Linked DNA regions of Mus musculus: region 2 is linked to region 1. Evidence: chromatin contacts called from ENCODE Hi-C data. All regions are on one chromosome and are shown on one strand. The core of a region is the stretch at or near the end of the contact, and the rest is flanking DNA. Distances in the headings are between cores, read along the strand shown. Region 1 holds the start of Coro1a (coronin, actin binding protein 1A). Region 2 holds the start of Polr2l (polymerase (RNA) II (DNA directed) polypeptide L).

The links. Hi-C counts contacts between places; a loop is a spot of excess contacts on that map.
Region 2: a map of T-helper 17 cell shows a loop between it and region 1 (37-fold over the local background). The contact joins the promoter of Polr2l here to the promoter of Coro1a in region 1. A Hi-C loop is called at or near these places in 4 of 37 maps with a recorded cell type or tissue (T-helper 1 cell, T-helper 17 cell and regulatory T cell).

Annotation. Positions count from the first base shown.
Region 1 is chr7:126,703,302-126,706,320 of GRCm38, forward strand. It overlaps Coro1a (coronin, actin binding protein 1A), which reads right to left and starts at 1,515. Exons shown (of 11, transcript NM_009898.3): 1 at 1,351-1,515.
Region 2 is chr7:141,473,771-141,476,789 of GRCm38, forward strand. It overlaps Polr2l (polymerase (RNA) II (DNA directed) polypeptide L), which reads right to left and starts at 1,383. Exons shown (of 2, transcript NM_025593.1): 1 at 1,258-1,383. The coding sequence starts at 1,352. Tspan4 (tetraspanin 4) reads left to right here and starts at 1,466. Exons shown (of 8, transcript NM_053082.3): 1 at 1,466-1,727.

The DNA.
Region 1 (3,019 bases), core at 265-2,764:
CAGCTTGCTTATCTCCCTGCTTACCCTCCCCAGTTTTTCTGTCAAATTCCCAGGCACTTCAAGCCACACCCTCAATCCTGCACCATCAGCCCCTACAACAGCCTGCTATGGTGTGGCTCCAAGGGTCTGGTTCTTGACTAAGACACAGTGCCTCCTTCCTAGTGGTCCAGACAGTCTGGAGATAGGTTCCCTCCTATCGAACTCTTCTAGATCCCACATCCCTCACACAGAGCTTCCTAAAGGCAGGGCAGGGCTTCTCCCTGGCCTTCCAGCTCAGGGATGGCACACAGAGGGATGCAAGCCAGCTTGCCTAGGAAGGGATGCAGTAGCAGGATGGCTTCCCCAGGTTTCTGGCTACAAGAAGCAGCAATGGCTTGGGTCCCAGCATCTCCCCAGACCTCTGCTCCTAACCTCCGCTCAGAAAAAAAGCAGATGTTCTTCTGAGCCATTTCTGCTTCCGTTAAACTACACTCAGGAGAGGCCCACCCTGACTTCCCTGAGGTCCGCTAAGATGGTTACCCACTGTGGCTAGGCAGCCAGCTAGTGAAGCCCAGGGGCTGCCTCTATCCTGTGCCCAATCCCTCCTCCTTCCTGCTCAGTAAAGGAACCTCGGCTGCGCTGTGGAAGGCATCCTGCCCAGAGCCTCTATCCACCTCCCCAGCCTCACCCATCTGCTCTGCCTTAATGGGGGACTCAGCCCCTTCGTGCTGGGACTCCAGTCCTCGCACACCCCGGTATCACCAAGGAGGCTCCCAGGTCTATTAAAAATAAAAGCAGGTGAAGTGCCTGAGTGAAGTCTCCAAGACAGGAAGGGGACACAAGACCCCAGTGAGCAGTCTGGATTTGGGAGAAGGAAAGCCCAATCCAAGGTAGGGGCGGAAGATGTGCCCCACCCGGCCTCCTCCCCCACCCAGGTACCAAGCCCGGAAACCACGGAAAGGGGAACTTAGTCTTGTTTTGCACTCAACCCCTTCCTGTCTCAAAGCTCAGGGCAGCTACTTGGCTCACCCCACCCTGCATCCCCCACCTTCAGAAGCTCCCTCCCCGGGGCATAGGTTCTGAGCCCAGCTACGGCCGCTCCCAGGAGCCCACCTCCATCTTGGTCACGATGGTCCTTAGCCCTCACCTTGGAGCACTCTGGGACCTACTTGCCCCTTCGAACTCCCTCGTCCTCGATCCTCCTGGCGGGGCTCACAAACCGGCTCTCTGTCCCCAGCCTGGTGGCTCTGACAGCTCGCCCGCCCCCACAGTCCCACAGTCCTGCCCCCACACTGGCGCTGGCCCCACAGGTGGCCCATGGCAGCGTTGCCTGGCCCTTGTGACCAGCCCTCCCCCGGCGCCCAGCCTCACCTGCTGCGGAGAGCTGAGCGTGACCCCTCCCAAGTAGAGGAGGAAGGAGAGAAGGATGGAGGAGCTGCAGGCTGGCCACCGAGGATGCTCTGTCAAGACAATGAATGAGCAGCGGCCGTGCGCCGGCCTCCTCCGGGTGGTAGCGCCCCTTTGGGCGGAGCTCATGGAGGCCCGGCCCTTCGCTCCAGGGCTGCAAGACTGGGACCGCTCCCCATGCTGTCAGCTCCAACCCCCGAACAGATGCTGACGCGAATCAACTCTTCTTTTAATGTCAGAACGCAAAAATATCCCGTTCCTTCATCCCTCCCCCAGCCGCCCGCTGCCTCCTCGAGGTCCTTTCCCTGGCACCGGAGAAAGCTTTAGAACGGCTTCAACCAGCTTGAGAGCCTTCTCTGCTACAGGAGGGACCTCTCCTGTCGTTACCCCAAATGGATTTCTGGGAGGCCTTGGGGGGGTCATTTCTCCTTTCTAGGGATTTAGGGCTTCAGCGGGGACACCCTTGTCCTCTGCTTCGTGGCATTGAGGCCCGGAAGAAGTAAAATAACTGGGCATTATGGAGCACCTGTTCTGTGCTGGGGCTATGGAGGCAAATGAGTAGTGCTCCCCCTCTAGAGAGCTCTCGGGCCATGAGAAGAGGGAGTCGGGAGTCCGTCTGACACAGTTTAAAAGCCACTGAGTACACACAGAAGTCTGATATCACACACAGCTGGGCTGTGGTCCATTCCTGTCCCTTGAGGGGAGTGGGTTGTCACGGTAGCAAGGGCAGAGGAAGAAAGGCCTTTGCTGGAACCATTGTTGTGACTCCTGGCTGTCACTCATTTGAGTGACCTTGGGCAGGTTAATTTAATCTCAGCCCCAGTTTCCTGTCTATAACAGTCTTACCTGCCTTCGTATGGAGATGGTCACTCCAAGGATAGCTGGATTTGCATCTACAGAGTGGCAGGTATTAATTAGTGTTGGGGTCTTACAGTCAGATATGGTGGCCCACACCTGTAAATCCATTACTACGGAGGCAGAGGCAGAAGGGTCAGTGAAACCAAGGCCAGCCTGGTCCACATGTAAGCTCCAGACCAAGGCTACATAGTGAGACCCTGTTTCAAAAACCCAAAAGATGTTGGTTCTTTTCATTATTGCCATTTACCAAAGCTTTGGGCTATCCTGGGAGGAAGAGGAAACACCACAAGTGGCTCTGGAGAAGGGTAGGGGGCTGAGGCGCAGTGTCAGCAAAGCTCAAGGACACAGGTGTGCTGACAGTCATCTGTAGTCAGGAAGCTGAGGCAGGAGGCCAGCCTGGGCTACATAGCAAGACCCAGTCAGAAGAAACTCTTCTTTAAGGTAGAAGTAGTTCGAAAGAACAGAAGGGGCTCCAGTTGTACTGATTAGCCGTGTGATCTTGGCCAAGAGGCCCCACCTCCCTGAACCTCAGTTTCTGTAGGAGAGAAACAAGAAGTCCTGCCCACCTCACAGCTAACGGTGCGGTGCGTAAGGTGTAGTCTGAAGTGTTCTGCAGTTACTCAGTACAGGGTTGGATAGTGCCTGAGGCTCTGTGACTGTAGCCAGCGACTCTAGAGTCTCCAGCTAAAGTGATAACAGTAATGGGGCTGAGAATGGAGTTCAGCTGGCAGAACACCTCATAGCATGCATAAAGGCATGGCCTCCAGCATCACAT
Region 2 (3,019 bases), core at 133-2,632, about 15 Mb after region 1:
CACTTGCGAGATACCATGTTGCTTCAAGGAACGGAACCTGAGTCCTCTTAAAAAACAATCAAACAACCAAACACACAAAACAGCCAGTGCTCTTAACAGTTGAGCCATCTAGCTGGGTGTGGTGGTGCACACCTTTAATCCCAAGCACTTGGGAGGTAGAGGCAGAGGCAGGTGAATTTCTGAGTTCGAGGCCGGCCTGAGCTACAAAGTGAGTTTCAGGACAGCCAGGGCTACACAGAGAAACCCTGTCTTGAAAAACAAAACAACAACAAAAAAAACAGTTGGGCCATCTCTCTAACCCCCTGTATCTCTGCGTTTGTCTCTTGTACCCAGGGTTATGGGCTTCCAGGGTTATTTGGGAAAGCTTAGGAGACCAATATCCCCTCATCAAGGAGTACAATTCCAGGCCCCACAGGTGGACTCTGACTAAACGCCATGAACTGGTTGTTGCTACCCCACAGGCTTTGAACTCACACTAGATTTAATTTCTCTGGGACCTAGACAGCTTGAGAGGTTCCTGCCCAAGTGAAAGAGGGTCCCAGAAGGCTAGCAGCTACTCATCAGAGCTGATCTAATAGCTGCTCATTAAGCCCCACTGACTTATGGCTTGTGCAGAGAAAGAGAACCCCTTGGTGTTGACATGGTGGCCAGAGGTCTATTTTGGGGGACAGTCATAGTAGTGAGCACAAGACGATGCCCACAAAGCCTGTCCTGCATTTTAAAGGGCCCACGAGGTTCGAAGTACATAAGGGGTAGGTCGGAAAGCAGATAGAGGATAGAGAGTAGGTCGACAGGGAAGAGACTTGAGGTGTCACCCACGGGAAGGATGCTTAGAAGTTTCCCAAAGGCCAGCAACTTGAAGAAAACCACCTTCCAAACTTCTGAGAGCCTGGGCGTGATATTGCACGCCTTTAATCCCAACATCCAGGAGACAGGCAGGATTTCGAAGTGTTTCAGACCAGACTGCTTTACATAGAGAATTCAGGTCAGCCACCGAAATCCTGCCTCGAAAACAAACTAAAGACTCACTCTTCTGGGAATACATCACAGGTCTGGGCTGGAGGACATCCAGTCTTCTCACTAGACCCCACAACCCCTGCCCTGCCAATTCTCCATAGGAAATCTTATCTACCCCCGGCCCAGGACACCTCAATTTCACTCCCGGTCCGCCGCAGAACCCTCCCCATTGCCCCTCGACTTCATGCCCCCAGTCCAGCCTTCCCGTCCTGTCCCATCCCCCGCGGCCCGCCGTCTCACCCCTCCGTGTACTCGGCCTGCAGCAGACCCAGGTAGGCTTCCCATTTGTTGCCGACGATCTTCCCGCAGGTGAAGCAGCGCACCGGGATGATCATGGCGGCGTCTGGCGTGCAGGCTGCCGGCAGTAGCTTTTCAAGGCCCGCCCCAGGCGCGCCCATAGCGCGGGGCTCATTACGCCCTAGCTCCGCCCCGTAAGATCCAGAGCCCCGCCCCGCATCTCCCTGAATCCCGCCGCAGCCCTGCCCCGGCTCCCATGATTACCCTGAAGCGGCGGTGTTCCTTGCTCGTGCCCACCCGGGGCTCCGAGAGCCTCCGAGCCCGCGGCAGCATCCCGGTCCCCCCCCTCCCGCTGTGGTGGTAGATCCCGGCGCTACGGCGTCCGAGCAAGGCCGAAAGGTCCGCGGCCGGCGGTTCGCGTTTCTCGTGTTGCCTTGACTGACAGCTGCTCCGCCGTGCGGCGGCGCGCACAGGTACGGCGGTTCTAGCGGGCTGGGGTCCCGCTGGCCGGATCGCAAGCCGACTGGAGCCAAGAGGTGGTTAACAAGTGGTGGTGGCGCAGCCGGAGAGCGGGCTGCCGACTGTCCACGGCCAAGGCGGTCTTCCCGCCTCCTGGCCCGGACTCCAAGGGGTCTCGGTCTGGAGCCCTTACCCGAGGTGCCCAGGCAGAGTCCGGGCCTTGGAGTTTGGGGCGTCCTTCTCTTCGGCCGCTGCAGAACCGTCGGCGGTACGGTGTCCCGAGCCCCGACGGCGGCCTCCCGCGCTCAGTACAGTCCTCTCCTCTGAGAAGGGTCTTTTCCTGGGGAGAGGAGCAGGGCGGTGGTCCGGGAAGGCGTCATGGAGGAGGCACCCTATGAACAGACCTTCTAACCTCTTTTTCCCGGGATATTTGGCTCAGACGCGGAGATTGCGTGCGAGACTGCTAGTGGCCACAGGTCTGCCTCACCTGGACGTGACTTAAGGACTTAAGGGAATGGGCAAGGAGCTGGTTTCTGGGGAGTGTATCACCTTGGCCGCCTTCTTGTGTGTTGGGAGCTACCCTTAGGAAAACGAGGCAGCTTGCAGTGAGAAGCTGGAGAAGTTCGATAGAGCTTGGGAAGTTTGAGATCTGGTTACAGTGAAGGCTCTGGGGGGTCCTAGACATTTTCCAGGTGCCTCTGGGAAACAAACGATGGAGGGGAGGTCGGGAGGGGTCTCCTGGGTCTTGAGTGTGGCTGGTCGGAGCCACTGGCCAGCTTGGTGGTTGTGCCCCCGATGTCACCCTGGACAGCCTCCCTGGCAGCTTTTGCCATCCCCCATGGAGCCACGTGCAGAGCCACGAGCTAGGCGACTTCCCGGTCCTGTCCCCTCCCCCCAACATCCTGCCCTGGCCAGAGGGGGCAGTGGGGGCCTGTGAGTCACTGTGGCCTGGGATCAGGCTCAAGATCTGGACTGAAGACTGCTGGTGGCCAGAGGTGAGGGTGGCAGGGGAGTGGGATAGGAGATGGTCTGTAGGGTCTGCCCTAGGGGATGGGGTGGAGGCCAAAGGCTTGGAGGAGGGGCTCTCAGTTCGGTCCGGCCCCTGGAAGACTTGTTTACTTAGGGAGAGTTGGGGAGTAGAAGCCTGTGCCAAGTTGACATTCCTGGAATTCCCGTGTGTGTGTGTGTGTGTGTGTGTGTGTGTGTGTGTGTGTGTGTGTGTGCGCGCGCGCGCGCAAGCCCACAGTTTCCAGTGGCTATCGTGGGTGGTGGCATCCTCTCCTCCCCTAGTTCCTGCTCCAGCTCC